2 separate regions of the Homo sapiens genome follow, and region 1 is linked to region 2. Evidence: chromatin contacts called from ENCODE Hi-C or POLR2A ChIA-PET data. All regions are on one chromosome and are shown on one strand. Each heading gives the region's core, a stretch centred on a gene start or an enhancer-like site at or near the end of the contact. The rest is flanking DNA. Distances are from core to core; before and after follow the strand shown.

The links. Hi-C counts contacts between places; a loop is a spot of excess contacts on that map. ChIA-PET counts read pairs that join two places held with the same protein, here RNA polymerase II (POLR2A). Pooled maps may share reads with other maps.
Region 1: a loop to region 2 is called in a pooled map, with 11 times the contacts of the local background. The contact joins the promoter of RAB8A here to the promoter of CALR in region 2. A Hi-C loop is called at or near these places in 1 of 37 single-sample maps with no recorded cell type and 6 of 50 pooled maps. POLR2A ChIA-PET finds 5 or more read pairs at or near these places in 1 of 52 experiments (Caco-2).

Annotation. Positions count from the first base shown.
Region 1 is chr19:16,109,764-16,114,724 of GRCh38, forward strand. It overlaps RAB8A (RAB8A, member RAS oncogene family), which reads left to right and starts at 2,126. Exons shown (of 8, transcript NM_005370.5): 1 at 2,126-2,262. The coding sequence starts at 2,139. RefSeq lists a silencer at 1,509-2,168.
Region 2 is chr19:12,934,841-12,940,207 of GRCh38, forward strand. It overlaps CALR (calreticulin), which reads left to right and starts at 3,769. Exons shown (of 9, transcript NM_004343.4): 1 at 3,769-3,930; 2 at 4,294-4,395; 3 at 4,588-4,791; 4 at 5,213-5,307. The coding sequence starts at 3,840. RefSeq lists a silencer at 106-211, enhancers at 1,835-1,964, 3,211-3,320, 3,391-3,440, 4,067-4,816, 4,111-4,160 and 1 more and a cis regulatory region at 3,371-4,009.

The sequences.
Region 1 (4,961 bases), core at 876-3,375, 3.2 Mb after region 2:
GTAGCTGGGACTACAGGCGCACATGACCACACCTGCCTAGTTTCTGTATTTTTAGCAGAGATGGTGTTTTACCATGTTGGCCAGGCTGGTCTGGAACTCCTGACCTCAGGTGATCCACCTGCCTTGGCCTCCCAAAGTGCTGGGATTACAGGTGTGAACCACCTCGCCTGGCCAAAAAACTTTTTTTTTTTTGCAGAGATGGAGGTCTTGCTATGTTGCCCAGGCTGGTCTCCACCTCCTGGCCTCCAATGAACCTCCACCTCAGCCTCCCAAAGTGCTGGGATTACAAGCGTGCACCATGACGCCCAGCTAATTTTATTTGTTGTAGAGATGGGGATCTCCCTATCTTGTCCGGGCTGGTCTTGACCTCCTAAGCTCAAGCAATCCTCCTGCCTCCCAAAGTGCTGACTCCCAAAGTGCTGGGATTACAGGCCTGAGCCACCACACCCAGCTGCAAGCCCGATTTTCCAAATGTATCTCTCCTCTGTTTTTCTCTTTCTTTTTTTTTTTTTTTTTTTTTTTGAGACGTAGTCTCATTCTGTCGCCCAGACTGGAGTGCAGTGGCGCGATCTCGGTTCACTGCAGGCTCCGCCTCCCGGGTTCACACCATTCTCCTGCCTCAGCCTCCCGAGTAGCTGGGACTACAGGCGCCCGCCACTACTCCCGGGTAATTTTTTGTGTTTTTAGTAGAGACGGGGTTTCACCGCGTTAGCCAGGATGGTCTCGATCTCCTGACCTCCTGATCCGCCCGCCTCGGCCTCCCAAAGTGCGGGATTACAGGCCTGAGCCACCGCGCCCAGCCTTTTTTTCTTTTGATAGGGTCTTGCTCTGTCGCCCAGGCCGAATTGCAGTGGGGCGATCACGGCTTACTGCACCCTCAACCTCCTGGCTTCCCAAAGCACTGGGATCACAGACGGGAGCCAACGCCCCGGCCAGTTTTTTCAACGTTGAGAGCCCTGGCCCCTAGATAGGACCCAGCATCCTCACTGCTCTAACCCCTCCCCCCCCACCATCCCCGGGCTGGCCCGGACAACCCCTAAGGTGGCCGAGGGCGGGCCCTGAGGAGGCCGGCGCGCGCTTCCGGGCACAGCTTGTGGCGGTGAAGCCGCTCAGATGGCGGAGGCCTTGGGTATCTCTAAGCAGATCGCTAGGCCGCAGACCTCGGAGCTCGTCTTGGGTCACTTTTATTTATTTTTTTTGAGACGGAGTCTCTCTCTGTCGCCCACGCTGCAGTGCAATGGCGCGATCTCGGCTCACTGCAAGCTCCGCCTCCCAGATTCAAGCAATTCTCTGCCTCAGCCTCCCGAGTGGCTGGGATTACAGGCGCCCGCCACCACGCCCGGCTAATTTTTGTATTTTTAGTAGAAACGGGGTTTCACCATCTTGGCCAGGCTGGTCTTGAACTCCTGACCTCGTGATCCACGCGCCTCGGCTTCCCAAAGTGTGGGAATTAAAGGCGTGAACCACCGCGTCCGGCTTGGGTCACTTTTCGAGTATACAGCTCCTCCTCTCTCCTTCCTCCCTAGGCCCCCACTGCCCCGACTCGCAGGCCGCAGACAAGGCTGAGAGCGCTACCTTGCTTTCCCGCGCTCGCCTCGGTGCCTACTGCGCCTGCGCGAGCTGTGAGGGCGGGACCCAGAGACACCCGCCCCAACTACTGGCGTGCGCCCTCTGCTGTCGCCTAACGGAACTCCGGGCGCGCGTGCGCACGCACCCCAAGCCACGCCCCGCCAGGCTGCCGGCGCGCGAGCGGTTGGCGCCGCTCCCTGCCTTCCCTCTCCTACAGTGGGGCGGGGCCGGGCCGCCCGAGTCGGGGGTGGAAGGCGGGGGCCACATAATGCCACGCCCCCGCCTCGTCCCCATTTGAAGCCCCGCGACTCTTCACTGCTGGTCAATCAGAGCCCGTGCTCTCCCTAGTGCCGGCCAATGGGAGGTGCGCTCGGGCTGCTTCCGGCTCCGCGCTCCGCTCGCCCCCTCCCAAGGTCTCCCCGCGACTGGCGGGACGCAGGGGCGGGCGTCGGCCGCGGTGACGCGCAGCGGGCCTGGAGCCAATAAGGGGCGGGCTCGGTGCTGATGGACGGTGCTGGTGGCCAGTGGAGAGGCGCTGGCCGCACTTCCCGTCGGGGAGAGAGTGTAATATGGCGAAGACCTACGATTACCTGTTCAAGCTGCTGCTGATCGGGGACTCGGGGGTGGGGAAGACCTGTGTCCTGTTCCGCTTCTCCGAGGACGCCTTCAACTCCACTTTTATCTCCACCATAGGTAACGGGACCGGGGAATGGCTGGGGGCGCCGGAGGCCCGGGCTGGGCGCGCCCCTGAGGGGCTGGGGCTGAGGGATCTACAGGGCTGGACGGGCCGAGGGCGCTGAGAGGGTCGAGGGGGCCTAAAGGGAGAAGAGCAGTCGCCTGCACCGCCGTTCGGGGGTTCCTGGGCCGTGGTGGGGGAGACCAGGTGCCCATTTTGCAGATAGGGAGACTGAGGCTCCGACCCTCAGCCCGCTCGTTAGGGCGTGTTATGTCTTGGGCTGGGGTCTTCGCGCCCGTCCTCTCGATCTGTCCTAGCAGCAGCCCTCGAAGCGGTTCTTTTGAGGCTCTTGCCTTACAGAAGTGGAAACTGAGTCATGGGGAATTGGCCATGGGAAAAAGACAGTGGCATCTCACCTTAATGAGCATTTACTATGTGCCAAGTGCTTCACGTGCATTTTCACACTCTTCAGTTCTTGGTGTTAAGTGCTGTTATGAGCCCGTCTGACAAGATGAGGAATCTGAGGCTCAGGGAGGGCATGGAACTTGCCCAAGGCCACACAGTCTGCACGTGGTGAGAATGGGATTTGATGGAATTTGAACCTGGCTGTGTCTCAACCCAAAACTCGAGGCTTAGCTCTCCTAGAGAGATGCCACTGCACACTCCCAGCTGATGACAAGCTCAGCTAATGCACCTTGGAGCCGGGACTCTAACCCACACCATTCCTGCTCTTTTCTCTGGAGCGTTCAGAGGTTGAGCCCCTCTCCCTGACCATGCTTCCCCTCATAAGCGTATTTTCCTCTAGAAGGAATGATAAGAAGAGTCAGGACCTTTTCCCTGCCCACCTTTCATCCTGCTCCAGGAATGACAGCAATGGCAAGTGACAGCACTGCCTGCCCTGGGACCTGTCATCCCCAAGAAGATGCAAGATAAAAGCCTCAGCGAGAAACTAAATCAGCCACTGCCACAGACAGCCTTGACTTCCCTATCAAAGGGCCCAAGACTCCAGCTGTCACTTTAGAACAGCTTTTCCTGTAGGGCCAGCCCACATTGTGGTTGAACAGAATTGGCTTGGTGCATCTCAGTTGTGATGTCCACAGAAGTGGAGCTGACCTCTCTCAGTGCCACAAAAGCAGTCCTGGCCCACAATGAAAAGGTTTGACCCAGGAGTAACACCTATTTGAGTGGCTTGTGAGCTCTGTAGCCCTGCTAGGGATGGGGAAAGTGGGGGAACGGTCACTAAGTCCAGGAGTTTATTCCGACTCAAGAAAACCTAGGGAATGGCCTTTGCTTTACTGTGTCACTTTGACAGAATCGTGTTATCTCCCTGAACCCCAAGATAATGTGCTAATTCCATTCTTGCCCTCCTCCAGGAGCTATGCTTTATTTATTTTATTTTATTTTATTTTTTGAGACGGAGTCTAGCTCTTTTGCCCAGGCTGGAATCCAGCGGCAGGATCTCGGGTCACTACAACCTCTGCCTCCCGGGTTCAAGCAATTCTCCTGCCTCAGCCTCCCTAGTAGCTGGGATTATAGGCACCCGCCACCACGTCCAGCTAATTTTTGTATTTTTAGTAAATACAGGGTTTCACTGTGTTGGTCAGGCTGGTCTCGAACTCCTGACCTTGTGATCTGCCTGCCTTGGCATCCCAAAGTGCTGGGATTACAAGCATGAGCCACCGCACCCAGCGGAGCTGTGCTTTATAAAACAGTTATATGCCAGATGTAAAATAGAGAGAATTGACTGGAAATCATTACGTCTGGTTTCCAGTTGCTGTTTGCCCTTGAATGTGCACTACCCCTCTCTGAGCCCTGCTGTCTTTAGAGCAGGAGTGACACTGTCTGCCCAGCCTAGTGCCCTGGTGGTTGAGGATTAGAATTAGACAATAAGGGGTTGTCACCACAACCAGAGGCTATCTAGAGGAAGCAAATGAATGGCTCCTGCAGTGACAGCATCCAGCCTCTGAAGACAGATGTTTCTGAATTCTTCCCCCTCCCCCACTCCAAGGCTAAACTTTAGGGTAATTCTTGTGCTCCAACCAATCAAGAAGTGGCGTTAATTCAGCCTGGGCAACATGGCAAACCCCATCTCTACAAAAAATAAAATAAAATCAGCCGGGCACAGTGGCTCACCCATGTAGACCCAGCCACTTGGGAGGCCAAGGTGGGAGGATCGATTGAGCCCAGGAGGTCAAGGTGCAGTGAGCTGTGATGGTGTCACTGCACTCCAGCCTGGGCAACAGAGCGAGACCCTGTCTTAAAAAATAATAATAAAAATAAAAGAAAGAAAGAAATGATGTTAACTGTGAGCAGACTGGCTTGCATTCACTCAGATCCCAGTTTCCCAGCCTTCCCCACAAACCCCCCTCTTTTTTTTTTTTTTTTTTTGAGACAGTCTCTCTTTGTCACCCAGTCTGGAGTGCAGTGGCGCGATCTCGGCTCACTGCAACTTCCACCTCCCAGGTTCCAGCGATTCTCCTGTCTCAGCCTCCCAAGTAGCTGGGATTACAAGCACCTGCCACCATGCCCAGCTAATTTTTGTATTTTTTTTTTTTTTTTTTTAGTAGAGATGGGGTTTCACCATGTTGGCCAGGCTGGTCTCGAACTCCTGACCTCGTGACCGCCCACCTTGGCCTCCCAAAGTGCTGGGATTACAAGCATGAGCCACCGCGCCCAGCCCAACCCCCCTCTTTAGAGTTACTTTGAGCTTTAAAGA
Region 2 (5,367 bases), core at 2,519-5,018:
AAATATTTTGCACTCGGCCGGGCACAGTGGCTCACCTCTGTAATCCCAGCACTTTGGGAGGCCGAGGCGGGTGGATCACCTGAGGTCGGGAGTTTGAGACCAGCCTGACCAACATGGAGAAACCCCGTCTCTACTAAAAATACAAAATTAGCAGGGCGTGGTGGCGCATGCCTGTAATCTCAGCTACTTGGGAGGCTGAGGCAGGAGAGTCGCTTGAACCTGGGAGGCAGAGGTTGTGGTGAGCCGAGATCGTGTCATTGCACTCCAGCCTGGGTGACAAGGCGAAACTCCGTCTCAAAAAAAAAAAAATTGCACTTTTTTTCATACTAAATCTTCAAAATCTGATGCGTATTTTACACTTACAACACATCTCAGTTCGGACCAACCACATTTCAAATGGTCAGTAATCACATGTGGGCAGTGGTGACTTACGTCAGCACAGGTAGATTAGAATCCTAGATCTGCTGGCCAGGCTCAGTAATCCCAGCACTTTGGGAGGCTGAGGCGGGTGAATCACCTGAGGTCAGGAGTTCAAGACCAGCTTGGCCAAGATGGCGAAACCCCATCTCCTCTAAAAACACAAAAATTAGCTGGGTGCAGTGGGGGTGCCTGTAATCCCAGCTACACGGGAAGCTGAGGCAGGAGAATCACTTGAGCCTGGTAGGTGGAGCTTGCAGTGAGCAGAGATCGCACCACTGCACTCCAGCCTCGGTGACAGAGCAAGGCTCTGTCTCAAAAAAAAAAAAAAAAAAAAAAAAGAATCCTAGATCTGTTATTTATGTCATTCAACCAGAAGGTGTAGTCTTTCTGTGCCTCAGTTTCTTGCTCACATGGAGGTGATTGGAGCCCAGGTTACTGTGAGAATTAAATGCCCACACATATTCACACTGCTTACTAAATTGAGTGTGGCCCATGTTCGAACACTCTTATAAGCAGAACACATTTATTCCTTTTACATCACAATTATTATTTGAGTCTGTAAAATGGGATTACTCATATCCCCAAATCCTGACCCTATATGAGGTTCTGTATTAAGGATACATTTCTCAAAGTCCCTTCTCTCCTCCCATTTTATGTTGATTATTTATTTATTTATTTAGGGAGTGGGTCTCACTCTATTGCCCAGGCTGGAGTGCAGTGGCATGATCTTGGCTGACTGCAGCCTCCACCTCCTGGGCTCAAGCAATCCTCTCACCTCAGCCTCCCGAGTAGTTGGGACTACAGGTGTGTACCAGCAGGCCAGGCTAATTTGTGTTATGTATATTATATATTATATGCTATATATAATATACATACTATTCATATATTTATGCATTATATGTCATATATAATATATTACATATGTGTACATATATATATTTTGTAAGAATGAGGTTCCACCATGTTGCCCAGGCTGGTTTTGAACTGCCGGGCTCAAACAATCTGCCTGCCTCAGGTTCCCAAGGTGCTAGGATTATAAGTGTGAACTACCATGTCCGGCTTATTTTTATTTATTTTTGAGACAGGGTCTTGCTCTGTAACCCAGGCTAGAGTGTGCAGTGGCAACAACACAGCTCACGGCAGCGTCAACCTCCTGGTCTCAAGTGATCCTCCTGCCTCAGCCTTCTGAGTAGCTGGGAACACAGGCAGGCGCCACCACGCCTGGCAATTAAAAAAAATGTTTTTGTAAAAATGGCCTCCTGCTATGTTGCCCAGGCTGGTCTTGAACTCCTGGCCTTAAGCATTCCTCCCATCTTGGCCTGCCAAAGTGTTGGGATTACAGGCGTGAGCCACTGTGCCCCGTGTGTTTTTAGTTAATTTCCACAAGAGTCCTTCCTTCCTCTCTTCTATCATGCAGCAAGTACTTTTTAAGCCTGTTCTGTGCCAGGTGCTGCAGGTGACACTGGAGGATGCGAAGTGAACAAAACAGGCAGTGTCTAACCTCAAGTAGGAAGCGCCAAGCCCACAGGTGCCTGACACAGGAACAGGAGGAAGGGTCAGCAAGAGGCCTGGGATGGTCCCCGGGATCCTCATGGGGGGGACCAGACTAGGCAATACTGAATACTACCTAGAGGAAGTGGTAGAACCCCAACTTCCCAGTTCATTCTCCCCCGTCTTTTTTTCGAGATGGAGTCTTGCTCTGTCACCTGGGCTGGTGGGCTGGAGTGGAGTGGCGTGATCTTGGCTCACTGCAATCTCTGGCTCCCAGGTTCAAGCGATTCTCCCACCTCAGCCTCCCGAGTACTGGGATTAGAGGCACCCGCCACCACGCCTGGCTAATTTTTATTTATTTATTTATTTTTATTTTTAGTGGAGATGGGTTTTCACCTTGTTGGCCAGGCTGGTCTCGAACTGACCTAAAATGATCTGCCCGCCTCGGCCTCCCCAAGTGCTGGGTTTACAGGCGTGAGCCACTGCGCCCGGCCACCATTTCTTTTTTTTTTTTTTAACCAGAGACCCTTGCCAAGTCATTCCCCCCACTCCACTTTATTTTCCTTTTCATTTTTTCCTTCCTCTCTTTTCTGAGTCACAACCATTAGCCAGGAAGCACCCCCTCCCCACCCTCTTTCCTGGATCCCCCTCATTCCCTCCTTCCATAGTCCACTCCCGCGCTCCCAGGTCCAGGGCTTATTTGCCCAGAGTTTGGAAAACCCCCAGCTCTCCTTCCTCCTTTCTACAGCGTGGGGGCAGGGTACTGGTGCCAGTCACGTGCCTCTGGCTTCTGAAGAAGACTCTAGACTGGGGTCGGGGGGTGGGTCCTGCCCATCTCCCTAGCATCTTATCGTCCCTACCATCTGTGTCTTTTTTCCCTCCCCAAACGGAACCCCCTGCCCTCTCGCCTGCCTATAGCCGTTTAATTGCAAAAGCCAGGCCGTTTGTGGGAGACCACAGACAGCGACCCCCTTCATTTACCGGTTGAGAGGAGGGTAAAGGGGCGGCTGCAATCTGGGTAATAACCCTATCCCCACTCCAGAAGTCACAGTCACATCGTTAAGCCTTCCTCCCCTCTTGTCCCAGGACAGCTTTAAAAACGTTAAAAGCATTTCTGCTGGGTAGCATCTGGCCAGGGTCGCCCCCTCTGTCTGCTCAGGAACGTCTGTCACTTCAGAGAGCTTAAGTGACTTGCCCCGGTCACACAGCAGCAGTCCGATAGGCTGCCAGGGCTCTAGGGGCAGAAGGAGGAGAGGGCTGGCATTCTTCCCACCGGCCCGCGTGACTGTAGCACCGGGGTGCAGCGAAGCCCCAAGGGCCCCAATCCGTGAGCTCTCTCCCATCCCAGGCAGGGGTGGGGGAGCAGCAGTGGGGTGCTGGTTCTCAAATGCAAGATAAGAGCTGGCTAAGAAAGCCTTGCCCAGCCCCTCCACCTAGAGGGAATGGGAGGGAGAGAAGCTGAGGGCAGGGTCCCGGTCCCGCGTGGAGACAGCTGCGCTCCCGCGGTTTCTTTAAACGCCCAGATGGGCAACGACGCGCGCGGACGAGGGCGGGGTTGGGTTCAGGTCTGGTCACATGACCTGGCCTGAGGTGCTCGCGGCCCCCACCCCACCAGTGGGCGTCCCCCCCACGCGTGGTCGACCATCATTGGTCGGTGGTGAGGCCAATAGAAATCGGCCATCTGGGAACCCAGCGTTCCGAGGCGCAGCCTAACATAGTGAACCGACGAAGGTCCAATGGAAAAAGACGGCCATGGGCATAGACCAATGACAAAGTGGCAGGGGCGGGCCCAAGGGCTGGGTCAGGTTGGTTTGAGAGGCGGGTGGGTATAAAAGTGCAAGGCGGGCGGCGGCGTCCGTCCGTACTGCAGAGCCGCTGCCGGAGGGTCGTTTTAAAGGGCCCGCGCGTTGCCGCCCCCTCGGCCCGCCATGCTGCTATCCGTGCCGCTGCTGCTCGGCCTCCTCGGCCTGGCCGTCGCCGAGCCTGCCGTCTACTTCAAGGAGCAGTTTCTGGACGGAGGTAACGCCTGGTCCCGCCTCGAGGCCGCCCCGACGACGCGGCCGGCCCCCGATCCTGGATCTGCGTTGTCGCCCGTAATTACCGTTTAGAGGTCCAACACGGTGGCCTCCCGGGACTAGAGCCGCGGGCGATTTCTCTTCTGCGTCCCTGGGGAGCGCGGAGGGCGTAGCGGCCTCCCGCGGCGGGAGTTAGGGTTAGCCCGAGGATCTCTGAAGGCACCCGACGTGTCAAACTAGAGGTTGGAATGGGGAGTGTCGGGGATCTCCTTTCCTGTCCCCAGCAGCTTGTGGCTCTCGGCAGATGTTTGGTGTGGGGGGGGATTAGCACAGCCGCTCTGACCTACCCCTCTAATCCCCCACTTAGACGGGTGGACTTCCCGCTGGATCGAATCCAAACACAAGTCAGATTTTGGCAAATTCGTTCTCAGTTCCGGCAAGTTCTACGGTGACGAGGAGAAAGATAAAGGTAAGAGCCTAGGAGTGGGTGCTCAGATCCGGGAGGACTTCCTGGCAGAAGTCCTTGTCTGTACACACACAGCCGGGACAGTCCCCTTGGAGGAGGACAGGTGGAGGAAGTGGGGGAGTCTTCTCTATTCTCTAAGTCGAGGGTCCTCGCGAGTCAAGGCCCAACGGTGACCTCACTACCGTCCCGTCTCAGGTTTGCAGACAAGCCAGGATGCACGCTTTTATGCTCTGTCGGCCAGTTTCGAGCCTTTCAGCAACAAAGGCCAGACGCTGGTGGTGCAGTTCACGGTGAAACATGAGCAGAACATCGACTGTGGGGGCGGCTATGTGAAGCTGTTTCCTAATAGTTTGGACCAGACAGACATGCACGGAGACTCAGAATACAACATCATGTTTGGTGAGGGCCTGCTTCCTGGTGCTGATCTCTGTCCCATTAGTTAGAGGGAGACCCAGACCCCATTGACTTTCTTAATAATGATTTTTTTTGGAAGGGGAGCTAAAAGAATAAGTCCCAGCAACAATTTATTGCATTATGATCGCAGATCTAGGCTGTTAATTTAATTTGCGTGTTTGTATATAGTTATTTCCCAATCTTACTAATGAGGATTTTGAGTTCTAGAGCACTGATTTTTTTTTTTTCTCCTTTAAACTTAAGGCTCCACCCACAGCCCATTCAGGACAGAATCAGGGTCTGAGTTTCTCTTCTCAGCCTTGACAGACCCGAGTTGAAGAACCAGGTCTTCCTTTTATAAAGAGGGGTGAGAGCCTCGAGATGATGGGTAGTCTCTGACTCTTAACTGGATCTGCTTCACACCTAGGTCCCGACATCTGTGGCCCTGGCACCAAGAAGGTTCATGTCATCTTCAACTACAAGGGCAAGAACGTGCTGATCAACAAGGACATCCGTTGCAAGGTGTGCCTGGGGGTGGTGGCAAATGGCTGTCATGGGGAGATTCAGAGGTCAGCCTCATTG